Linked DNA regions of Homo sapiens: region 1 is linked to region 2. Evidence: chromatin contacts called from ENCODE Hi-C data. All regions are on one chromosome and are shown on one strand. The core of a region is the stretch at or near the end of the contact, and the rest is flanking DNA. Distances in the headings are between cores, read along the strand shown. Region 1 has its middle 23 kb from the start of LINC03061. Region 2 overlaps LINC03082 (long intergenic non-protein coding RNA 3082).

What was found. Hi-C counts contacts between places; a loop is a spot of excess contacts on that map. Pooled maps may share reads with other maps.
Region 1: a loop to region 2 is called in a map of Right ventricle myocardium inferior, with 5 times the contacts of the local background. The contact joins two enhancer-like sites. A Hi-C loop is called at or near these places in 5 of 168 maps with a recorded cell type or tissue (HCT116, MCF 10A, Right ventricle myocardium inferior and 2 more) and 10 of 50 pooled maps.

The regions. Positions count from the first base shown.
Region 1 is chr13:109,239,141-109,245,668 of GRCh38, reverse strand. No RefSeq gene overlaps it. Among named protein-coding and RNA genes, the nearest start is that of LINC03061, 23 kb to the left of the region's middle. Within about 2 kb of position 2,173, at least 12 of the 41 ENCODE cell types and tissues checked have a DNase peak (open chromatin) inside an H3K27ac peak, as active enhancers do; they include ascending aorta and gastrocnemius medialis, where a contact is called at or near this core.
Region 2 is chr13:110,107,606-110,113,867 of GRCh38, reverse strand. All of the region lies in intron 1 of LINC03082 (long intergenic non-protein coding RNA 3082), which reads left to right. Among named protein-coding and RNA genes, the nearest start is that of LINC03032, 11 kb to the left of the region's middle. Within about 2 kb of position 3,843, at least 14 of the 41 ENCODE cell types and tissues checked have a DNase peak (open chromatin) inside an H3K27ac peak, as active enhancers do; they include ascending aorta and gastrocnemius medialis, where a contact is called at or near this core.

The sequences.
Region 1 (6,528 bases), core at 924-3,423, 870 kb after region 2:
CATGGTCTAGAGGTGGGGAAAAGATATGTGTTGGAAAATCACCAGAGAAGGAGACAGTCAAATTGTTTTTAAATAGTAAACAAAATCAAATATAGGTGAGGAAGAGGTGGTAAGAAGCAAAGTGCAAAACTAGGGAGAACCTGATACCACCCTCCAATAGATGGTTTTCTAAGAGAGAAAAGAATTTATTTAAAATCCATGAACATAAGAAAATAAAGAGAGTCACACATGGCCTTATATTATTGTCAGGTAAAAAGGATGATAGGAGACATAGTTCACATTAATTCAAAGTGACATTTCCTATTTGAAATAAGAAAGATCATTTTGAATTAATGATATTATGCAGCAGACGATGGCTACTTGTATGGGCAGTTAGGAAGAAGAAGAAAGGGAAGGGAACGGAGGAAGAGAAGTGGGAGAAAGATGAAGAAAGAAAATGAGAAGGGGGAGGCAGTAAACTCAGCTCAATTTCAATCAGAACAATGAAACTATTTCATAATTATAAGAACTGTTTTCCATGAGAGTGAACTTTCCCACAGACCCTTCTCCAATCCATGTGGCGACATTGAGTTTGCTCTCCGTAGCCTTGCCCGTCTACAGACTCATTCCCCAAATACCACCTGCCATGTGTTAGGCTGTCAGGTAAGTGTTACCTACTCACTCCATCATGCTTCTGCTTCTTTAAGACTTTGCAGATTTTCCCTTAGCACAGAGCTGGACCCTCTGCAATAAAATAAGTTCCCATTTATTGCCAACATTCTTCTCCTTACTCACTTTGCTATAACCATTCGTAACCGTAACAGATTTTCTCTTTCTTCTTGACAGATGAATTCTTTTTGCTTTTCTGATGTTGGTTTATATGACGGTTGTTGTGTGCTTACTCCTTTTATAGAAGCGGGAACAGAAGGGAGCAGGGGAAAGCGTTGTAGGAAAGAAACCCCCAAGAGTGCATAATAACCCGCCAACCTTCCCTTTCTCTCCCTCCTCTTTTAATGGTCCTGGTCTCCTGGCATCTACAGCCCAGAGAAAATGCAAACACATGACACTGGGCCTTACTGACTTACAAAAAATCCCAGGGAGTCGCAGTGCAATAATAGGTCTTATTATTCCTTAACATTTAATAAAGCCTGCAGTGATAGATGCTGAAAATAAAATAAGCTGGTGTGGTATCTGCTTTTTGAAAAGCTGAAATTCAAAAGACAGACCAGTGTAGGCAAATCATACAGATGGACAAAGAATTGAAGAAAATAGGAAGGAAGGGGATAGAGACAGATGGCTGACTCCATGGATTTTTTTTTTCCCCTCCAAGATAATTCTCCTGGCTAAGGACCCCAGGACACTCCAGAAAGATTTTTTTCTTTTCATTTTTCTTTTCTTTTTTGTTTCATTTGCTTGTTTGTATTTAATCAAGGTTTGCTGTAAACAGTGAAGCCAAGCTTCTCTTAATCACGCTTGCCATTAAGGGCTTTAAATACAAAACTCCTACTTAAAATTACAATTATACTTTGATGAAAAAATTTCCCAGCCCACTCCATTTTACATTTTTCCCATTGGTTTTCTAAAATAGGACTGGAAAGTGCTAATAGAGTGTTTTGGAACTCAGAGTTCTTTGTGGTTTCATAGTCTCAAAAAAACCGGTCCTCCTTATTGCCTTATCACCACTAATCAGGGCTTATGTGTGACTTGAAAATTAGAACTTTCACACATGGCAGGCAGGAGACACAGAGGCACAGTCTCATGAAGAGATACCTAAGCATTGATGTGACTGCTAAGGACAGCATATTCCCCTGAACCCGTGTGGTTCTGGAAGCCCTCCAAGTTATTAATAGCGACAGTGACAGGGCTGTACATTCTATTGTTTCCTCATCGACGAGAACGGAATGTTAGGTGGTGGGGATTGTGGCATGGAAAGTATGTGAGCTGGCTGTGTTGCATTTCATTTTCTCCTTTCGAGGGCTTTCTGTCCTTTGTGCTTTTTACTGCTGCTCGTGGCAAACGCCTTAGTGGATGATGAACAAGAAATGACCTCATGGAAACAGTGTGGTGGTGACCCACAGCTGATTTAAAATAAGGTGGACAGATTTTGATCACCCTCCCAATGTATACAGCAGGAAAGAGAGACCTGGTTTCACTAGAGTTGGGTTGATCCAGTCCTCCTATGCTGAGTCATTGGATTAAAATGCATGTCATGTCCTAGGCTAGCCTCGGATTTCCATCTGGTCAAAAAGAAAGCATTTTTGTTGCTACTGGGTTTGGGATTAGTGCAAAAAGGGGAGTTCAGATCTGGATGAACCAGGCCCACTTGTCCTCTCAGATAAAGCCAGGGGAGGAGCACAGAAACACACTTGGTACCCTGAGATGAGATTAAATGCGGAGGTGGATGAAAACCACCAAAGGTAGCTTAAAAAACATCTGAGCTCGCACAAAATAATTCACTCCTTCATTAGTTGTTAATGCATTTCTCTAATTGCTTATTCAAAAGGACATTATTTCTTCTTTGGTGTCCCGCATACACAGTTTTAAAATGCTTGCAGACGTTTTACCTGGCTCTTTGCATTAAATTATCTCATCAGTCGTAATTGATCTTCACTTCTCCGAAGTTTTCATGGCACATGGCAAACTGGGATGTACCCTTCCTCCTCCTCTGTGTTCTATCAGTTATTTAATCTCATCTCCAAGCAACATGTTCTCGTAATGGCTAGATTTTGGTCTAGAACAATAGCCTTACTGCTATTATTCTTTTACTCAACAGTCCAGATTGTTACGTACCCATGATCTGGAGCTCTGGACTTCTTGGTTTTGTGAACCGCAGGACTCTTGCAAGTCTACTGTGTTAGTCCGTTTTCACACTGTATTATAAATAAATACCTGAGACTGGGTAATTTATAAAGAAAAGAGGTTTAATTGACTCAGAATTTCACACTGTTGGAGAAGCCTCAGGAAACTTACAATTGCGGAGGAAGGTGAGAGAGGAGCAAAGGCACGTCTTACATGGTAGCAGGTGAGAGAGAGAGACAGCAAATGAGTAAAGGGAGAAGAGCTGCTTATAAGACCATCAGATCTCATGAGAACTCACTCAGTATCATGAAAATAGCATGGGGGAACTGCCCCCATGATCCAATCACCACCTGCCCACCAGGTCTCTCCCTCAACACATGGGGATTATGGGGATTACAATTTGAGATGATGTTTGGGTGGGGACACAGAGCCAAACTATATAATCTACCATGTCATAAGTGCTCAAAATATGGATTAATTGATTGCAACAAGAAGCCACGTTTTTCCTTTGCAATTTATCAGTTAGCAACTCATTCACTTTGAATATTTTTTTTTCTTTTCTCAGAATAATCAGAGGGAAAAGGTCATTATAGATGAAACAAGTACATAACAAATAAACTTGAAAAAAGTGACACTATCTGTCTAATTAGAATGGCTTTAATGGCAGTCTGTATTTAAAATGTGCAATGCAGCAGCATCTAAGGGCCTTTTTAATTGATTTGATTTCATGATTTTCCTAGATTTTATAAAGACTCATAAACCAATGTCTTAAATTTCATTTTACAGTTATTGCCTTAATTTTAGATTTCAAAGTATCTTTTGACACCTTCACTGGTGTGCTCTATCCTGGAAGAAATATGCATTCACAGATTCCATACCTCCCCCTTAATTCCCCACTTGGTCAGATTAGATGTTCATTTCTATTATATCATCTTTTAAGCCTTACTTACATTTTTAAGAAGATACTATTTTGACTTTGATAAATTCTGGCACTCTGAATTCATTGTGTTTCTTTGTCTTTTTCCTTAGGCTTGCCCTAGGCAAGGTCTAACACTGTCAAATCATTAGAGGGAGGGCTTTATTCCCAATTTCAAATCATTTTTATTGTCATCATTCAAAAAGAAATGGCTGTCTAGGGGATAAGTGTCAGTGCGTACTTTGAAGATGATGGGCATATGTTTCTATCTCAGCTGATTCTTGAAGTCACTTTTCTGGTATTTTTTTCTGTAAACTTATGTATATATTCATAAAATTTACTATTTTACTTTGAGTAAGTTTCATTCTTCCCTCTGATTAGAGACTTGTCTTCTCTATCTTTTATACTTTCTGATTGGGACAAAACAATCTTTTGGCTATTCTATCTCATTTTTTCAAAAGCATCAATTATCCTCTTATGATCCCCTTATGATAAGATCATAACATTTTAAAGCTATTGTTTAGAAATGTACTACACAGCCTTTCACCTCCTTGTCCCCAACTGTCTCTCTTACTCTTTCTCTCTTTCCAAAAATAGCAAGCTAACTACTAAGCCAAAAGCCACATCCAGATTCCTATGGCTCCTGTCCACGTTCACTATGGATGAATGCGTATCAGACTTCTTTGCTCATCATGATGACTGGCCTATTAATTTTATCTTTTCCTGAAGTAAAATAGGAGAGCAAATGGGATGCATATTTATTCTTTTGTCTTCTTTACCTCAGGGCTGTCTTAAATCACTTAAGAAAAGCAAAAGTTAAGTATTTTGCTATTAGAGAGCCATAAATAGTTAAGTAACAAAGTAGTAGTAACTCTAGATAGAATAATGATAATTAATGTTTGCACAGTTTGCTACTTTCACCTGTACCATTTCATTTACTATGCATTTTTACTTCCTATGGCAGATATAAATATTACCCTTCATTTATTGTTGGGCATACTGAGGGTCATGTCAGTGCAATAAATATTTCATGCGCAAACACTCAGCATATGGGAAGGAAATTATACCATGTTCTGACGTAAAATTCTATTTCAGATGTTTGTTTTCTCCTTTCCCTTTTCTTCCTTCTTTTTAAAATACAATTTAAGTTTCACCACCTTTTCATAAGTGAGTATCTACTCACATTTACTATGATTTCTTGTGTGTTCGAAGAATTCTGGTATCCTCCCTTTTAATCAACATTGCTCCTAAATTGCCTACTCATGTTTTAATTCCTGCCTCTTTGTTATTTAGTTGGATTAGATTTTCAGTTTTTAATTTTTTTCTCTACTTGCTTGAAATGTAAACTGTCAATATCAGTTATTTTGTGTTCCTCATAAAAATTTAATATGAAGAGTCCTCGGTTTGGCCAATGGGAGCCGTTTCAAGCCAGCTCCTGTTTTCTGATGTCATGACTACTTCCTTGCTTTCTGATTCAACAAGCTATTCCAGGCTTACCACATATTCTTTCTGCTCCAGAGGTGAAATCCACCATTTAGCAACCTAGCTCTGTGTGCGAGGTGCATGCACTGCTGCTGGGGTTTGTGATTTCCAGGTGCGTTCAGAGGCTAGAGCAAGGGATGTTTTTATGCCTTATTCTGAAACCTTCAAATCAAATCTGAAACCACGGGCTTCTTCCTCATCTTTCCTCATTCTATATTTGTATCTCCCTTCTCCTACAGTGAGAATGGAGATACCTAACATCAACATAGAAACTCATTTGTTCAACCCTGAAATAGATACAAAATAGCTTCAGAATAATTTTAATAATACCATGGTGTCAACAGAGTGGCTAAGTTCAAGATTTCTTTAAACTATATTCTAGTAAAGATGTATAGTTAGAATACTTGTTCAAAAGCTACTTGAATTAATTTTTTTATTATATGTGATATGGTTAGTAATTTGATTTAAATCTTGGTTCACTTCCATCAGTTTTTATTTAGTTTTAGAGTTTACTTATTATTTTGATTAACTTGTACTTTTTAATATATAAGGCATTTAGATGCATCAAAAGTCAAAAATTATGTAAGAAAAGATACTCAGATTTCTTATTCCCAATTCTATTACTTCCACCCCATTTTCACTGATCGTCTATAATATTTCATGAGGTTTGAATATATAGTCTTTTTAGTTTTCCTTTTTTCTGACATAAAGTATAGCATATGTCATATATTCTTTTCCAATTTCCTTTTTTTCAATAAACAATGGATGTTTGAAATCACTCCCTATCAAGCTGTAGGATCTTCCTTTCTTCTTTTTAAACAGATGCATGTAGTACAACACTGTGTGGAGATATCATAGTTTATTCCATCAGTTTCCTATTATTGAATATTGTCACCAATATTTTGCTGTTGCAGATAATGCTGCAATGGTTGACCATGTGCATATGTTGTTTTAGATTTGAAAAGGTGCCCTTCAACATAAATGAGTAGAAATGAGATTGCAGGGTCAAGGGCACATGTAATTTTGTTAGATGTGACGAAATTGCCTTACATAGTATTTGTAGCATTTTGTGTTGGCCATCAGAACATGTTAGTGAACTTTTGAATGTTTATAAATCTGAAAGGTAAGAAATTGGTGTCTTTTATATTCTTAAATTTGAAGCAACGGTAGTAACAACAGCACGTTCCTGTCTAGAGACCAATTCTCTCTTTCTTCAGAAAGTAGACCCAGCATTTCATGAGCCTTGTAGTGTACCTGCAGATGGCTTTTATTCTTCTTCCATTTAAATCACAACATGATTCAATATCCTACAACCTATGAATTTGATTGTAAATATTACTGACACTTAGACT
Region 2 (6,262 bases), core at 2,594-5,093:
GGTTGAGAGGGGAGGCTGCCCCAGCCTGTATGGTGGCCCTAAAGGTAACTCACACCGAGCTCTGACATTCTTCCCTTCAGGAGATGGAGCTTCATTCCCCTCTTCTTGAGTGTGGTTTGGACTTAGCAACTCATTTCTAGCAAACACAATCAGGCAGCATGAGGATGTGCGATGTTTGAGATTGGGTTGCACAAAGGCTGTGCAGTTCCTCTTTACTTTCTCTCCTGGGCCTCTTACTCTGGAGAAGCTGGGTGCCTTATCATGCAGATACCCTGCAGCCCTCTGCAGGAACCCAAGTGGGAAGGAACTGAGGCCTCTGGCCCACAGCAGGGGGATGACATTAAACATGATCCTCCAGCTCTGGCCAAGCCTCCCAATGCCTGTGGCCCTGGCTGACATCCGGATTGCAACCTCATAAGACAGCAGGAGCCAGAAACACCCTGTATTCATCATACCTTTTTAGTTCTGATGACACATCTCCTTGCTGACACAAGAGAGCCTGCCCCTTCCAGGGCTAGCTCATTCCTAGAGACAGCAAACATGCTTTGAGCATGCTGTGGGTGCAAACCAACCTGGAACCCACACCATAGCCACCACCTTTATAGGGCTTGCTCACTCTGGGCCAATGCTCACCCTCCCTAGGTGCCCCGGGGCCAGCAGCAGACAATTAGGACAGACACCCCCAAGTGTGCTGATGGTGCCTCACCTCACTTTTCCCACACAAAGCGCAGTAAAGGCAAGAACCCAGGTCTCGTCTGCTCCCTCTGCCCCTTGACCCACTTGGAGCTTCCCTATGTGCCCCCCATGGTGTGGCGTGACCCCTTACCATGGTGTGGCGTGCCCCTGTGCTTTTCTTCCTGGGAACTGTGAGAAACAAACTGTCTTTCAATGGCAATCATCTCCTGCCCCACTGGCTTCCTCATCCTTACAAACCACACGTTATACAAAACACCCAGCTCAGCTGCTCTTGAATTCCCACCCCACAGAATCTGTGAGGTCATGAATGTAGGTTGTCTGAAGCAGGTAAATTTTGTGGTGGTTTAATTATACAGCAGCAGATAACTAACACAGCCTACGAAGATCTGGAGATTTGGAAATTAGGGAGATACTACAGTTTTCAAGGACAGCAACATGCTGAGTCTCTAATTTATTATTAGTTTTTAAAACAAAACCATTTATCTTCTCAGTTTTGATGGGTCAAGAGTTTAGGAGCCGTGGGGCTGGAAGGCTCTGGCTCAGGGCTTTTCACAAGGTTGCAGTCAAGGTGTTGATGGGGGCTGTGGCCAGCAGAGGGCGTGACTAGGGCTGGAGGACTCGGTCTTTTTTTTATTATTATTATACTTTAAGTTTTAGGGTACATGTGCACGATGTGCAGGTTAGTTACATACGTATACATGTGCCATGCTGGTGTGCTGCACCCATTAACTCGTCATTTAGCATTAGGTGTATCTCCTAAAGCTATCCCTCCCCCATCCCCACACCCCACAACAGTCCCCAGAGTGTGATGTTCCCCTTCCTGTGTCCATGTGTTCTCATTGTTCAATTCCCATCTATGAGTGAGAATATGCGGTGTTTGGTTTTTTGTTCTTGCGATAGTTTACTGAGAATGATGATTTCCAATTTCATCCATGTCTCTACAAAGGACATGAACTCATCATTTTTTATGGCTGCATAGTATTCCATGGTGTATATATGCCACATTTTCTTAATCCAGTCTAACATTGTTGGACATTTGGGTTGGTTCCAAGTCTTTGCTATTGTGAATAGTGCCACAATAAACATACGTGTGCATGTGTCTTTATAGCAGCATGATTTATAGTCCTTTGGGTATATACCCAGTAATGGGATGGCTGGGTCAAATGGTATTTCTAGTTCTAGATCCCTGAGGAATCGCCACACTGACTTCCACAAGGGTTGAAAGGCCTTTGACAAAATTCAACAACCCTTCATGCTAAAAACTCTCAATAAATTAGGTATTGATGGGACATATCTCAAAATAATAAGAGCTATCTATGACAAACCCACAGCCAATATCATACTGAATGGACAAAAACTGGAAGCATTCCCTTTGAAAACTGGCACAAGACAGGGATGCCCTCTCTCACCACTCCTTATTCAACATAGTGTTGGAAGTTCTGACCAGGGCAATTAGGCAGGAGAAGGAAATAAAGGGTATTCAATTAGGAAAAGAGGAAGTCAAATTGTCCCTGTTTGCAGATGACATGATTGTATATCTAGAAAACCCCATTGTCTCAGCCCAAAATCTCCTTAAGCTGATAAGCAACTTCAGCAAAGTCTCAGGATACAAAATCAATGTGCAAAAATCACAAGCATTCCTATACACTAATAACAGACAAACAGAGAGCCAAATCATGAGTGAACTTCCATTCACAATTGCTTCAAAGAGAATAAAATACCCAGGAATCCAACTTACAAGGGACGTGAAGGACCTCTTCAAGGAGAACTACAAACCACTGCTCAATGAAATAAAAGAGGATACAAACAAATGGAAGAACATTCCATGCTCATGGGTAGGAAGAATCAATATCGTGAAAATGGCCATACTGCCCAAGGTAATTTACAGATTCAATGCCATCCCCATCAAGCTACCAATGACTTTCTTCTCAGAATTGGAAAAAACTACTTTAAAGTTCATATGGAACCAAAAAAGAGCCCGCATCGCCAAGTCAATCCTAAGCCAAAAGAACAAGGCTCAGTCTTTGTTAGATAAGGTATCTGGGAGAGCTGCCAAGGGGATGGTAAGGGGGTGAGCAGAGATGGGAAAGCGCCACGTGGGACACCGTTCTGTCCCGCCACCCAGCCCGCCACGCAGCCCTCCACGCAGCCCGCCACCCAGCCCGCCACGCAGCCCGCCACGCAGCCCGCCACCCAGCCCGCCACCCAGCCCGCCACGCAGCCCGCCACCCTGGCCAGCCTTATCTTCTTAGTCTGTTAATCTTCTGCTGATATTGTTTGTTTGTTTGTTTGTTTGAAATGGAGTTTTGCTCTTGTTGCCCAGGCAGGAGTGCAATGGCGAAATCTCAGCTCACTGCAGCCTCCGCCTCCCAGGTTCAAGTGATTCTCCTGCCTCAGCCTCCCGAGTAGCTGGGATTACAGGCACCCACCACCACACCTGAATAATTTTTTATATTTGTTTTAGTAGAGATGGGGTTTCACTATGTTGGCCAGGCTGGTCTCGAACTCCTGGCTTCGGGTGATCTGCCTGCCTTGGCCTCCCAAAGTGCTGGGATTATAGGCATGAGCCACTGTGCCTAATATTCTGCTAATGTGACCATCCTAGACTCCGTAGTAAGAGATTCTAACTTTGAAAACAGCAGAGTTTGCCTGATTTTATTTGCTATTTTTCAAAGCGTGCTGTTTCATCAGTGCCTATGCAATGATGTCTATTTTCCATTGGGGTCCTGTCAATACCAGGTGAAAGAGGGGCACCTGTCAATACCAGATCTACTTGGCTGCTCTCCAAGAAGATCTGGTATTTACGGTTGCCCCTCTTTCAAGCTCAATCCCTATCTGTTTGGAGTCTAAAACAACCTGCAGACTTTCTTCTTCCCTGTGGGTTTTCCCTTGTTTAGTTTATTTATATCGGAAGACTCCACGAAGGGATCAGAGCGGACAGCTTGGGACTGAAGGGCACGTGGTGTCTGACTGGTTAGACAGTAGGGAAATAAGAGCTCCACAGAGGGAAGGGAATGGAGTAGCTAGCGCTTGGAAAGAGACGGCTGGGGGTTGACTTGGCAGCTTCTGGGAGTGCATGGCAGGCTTATCCCTCCGTGGAGGACAGGCCTGACTCAGCCGCCTGTCTCCATAGGGGGAGGAACAAGGCGGAGGCGTGCATGGCCCGGCTGCAGGACAGCTCAACAGCAGGAGCATCAAGGGCTGCCAGGGCCCTGCAGAAGGCACCGCTCCGCCGCAGAAACTGCCTTTTCCGTATTAGGATCATGATCCTGTAAAGGTGCAGCTGCTGTACCATGCTAATGAGCTCTTAAAATCTGTATTGCAGCACGTAAGTAAAAAGTCTGAACAAACTGTCTTAAAGAAAGAAGACGAAGAAGAATGAACTATCAGTCACTGTTGTGAGCACTCTTTGAGGAGGCAAGGAGAAGTGTGCTTTTAGAATTGACTGCGTTTTAAAGGACACAATGCCATTTTCTTGGAACTGGAGCAAGATAGAAATGTATGAATTTGTTGTCCCAGAGGGTGACGAAACTGTCTCTCAGGCAGAGTTCAAAGACCCCGAGGGACCCAGGAGATTTGTGGGAACGTCAGTTAGTGGGTTTCCTTTTTCATATGAAAAGGCTCCAGCAGTTAACCAGGCGTATTTAGGAGCATGGTGATGTGAATTTCCAAGGCTCCTCGGGGTAGCATTGCAGTTTCAGACCACACAACAAAGTGAAGCTTCCTGAAATTCAAGACATTGTTGGGGACTTATCTCCAGTAAGGATCAGTTTAGGGACACATAAGGGAGACAGGCCACGCCTCTCTCCTGGTGTCCTCTAATACCCTTAGCCAGCAAGCACCTTAGACTACGGGAAGGGGGAAAATGGGGAAGAGGTCCCACTGATGTGGATAGATGGTCCAGTAGGGGTGTTTCTGAAGCCTGTGCCTGGGGTCTTGGCGCTTTCCCCTTCTCTCTGCCGGGGCTAGTCCCTGACTCCTGGCCCCTGCACCCTATATGTCCTTTTTCTTGTCTGAGCCTAGAGACAGAAACCACCCAAGACCAATGTCAACTTGCCATGTCAGCCAGGAGCCTTCCCCTGGGTGGCAGCACACTCCACACAAAGCAGGCAGAGCAGGCCCGCTGCAGCATCCAGGCCCTGCTGGGAGGGATCCCTACTGGAAGTGCACTCACAGCCTGGTCAGCCTCATTCCTGGGCCTCTTGAGGCTCCCATGCATTTGCCAGAGCCCGCCCACACTTGCACTCCTACACTCACTTAGAAACACACACACACACTGCCACAGCCACACACACACTCACATGTACACAACCACATCAACACTCACACACTTATTCACAAACTCACACACACACTCATACATGCACACAGGTGTATACTTGCACATCCACACTCATAAATGCACATCCACAGCCCACACAACCTCATGCACATACACATATACACACATTCACACTCATCTCTACCCACACACATGCACACTTATTCACAAACTTATACATACACACACAGGCCCATACTCACACACACCCAACACAGGCAGTCACACACGCACACACCCTCTCACTCTTGCACGTGCACACACATTCTCACACACACTCCTATACTTATTCACATACACACTCTGTGACACACTCATGCTTGTAGACACTCACATGCACACTCGCCCATACCTAACATGATGTTACACACACTCAATCACAGCATGCTCACAATCAAACCCACACACTGTCACACACTCACACACGTGTGTTCTGTTGCACACTCACACTCTCACACTGGTGCAGTGCCTCCCTTGGGCACCTGCTGTCTTTGGCTCTAAAGCTTACGGAAGTGGCGGCCTTGCCCGAGCCAGGCCTAGTTGCTTGCTAGGGCCTTGTTAATGGCGCCTCAGTGTGGAGAACGGCGGGAAGTACGTTTTGCTTCCCAGGGTGGTTGATCCCGAGACCACAGGTTCCAGCCTGTCTGCCGCCCCAGGGTGCTGACAGGAGCTGCCTCCACTGCCTTGTGTGCCATGTCTATATTAAATTAGGGGTCCCCATGTCCCCAAGGCCCACTCTCCGCTAGGCTGTGCCCCTGACGTTCACAGAGGCAACACCCTCTTTGATGACTTACCAGCGTCCACAGAGTGACTCCAAAGGCCAGAAGTGCCAACAACTCAACTGGGCACTTGGCACCACACTTGGAACCTCCGACTGCCCCAAGCATGTGACCCGGGAGCCTCCTGGATCCATGCTGCTGTGGCAGCTCCCTCCAGAACTTCAGGTCCCATCGCCAAGGGATCCCTGAGAACAGGGCTGACGGAGAAGGTCTGGGCCTAGTCTTAGCAGTGCCACCCTTTTGTGGAGGGACAGTGTTCTGAGCCTCGATATCCTCCTATGGAAAACAAAGGTTTTAGGACTTTGATCTTAGTGCACTCGGGCCACTGCAATGAATTGCCACAACCTCGGGCTTGACACAAGAAGTGTGTTTTTTCACAGTTCTGGAGGCTGAGGGTCCAAAATCATGGGGTCCACAGGCCGTGGTCCCTCTGAAGGCTCCGGAAAGGGTCTCCCCTGCTTCCAGC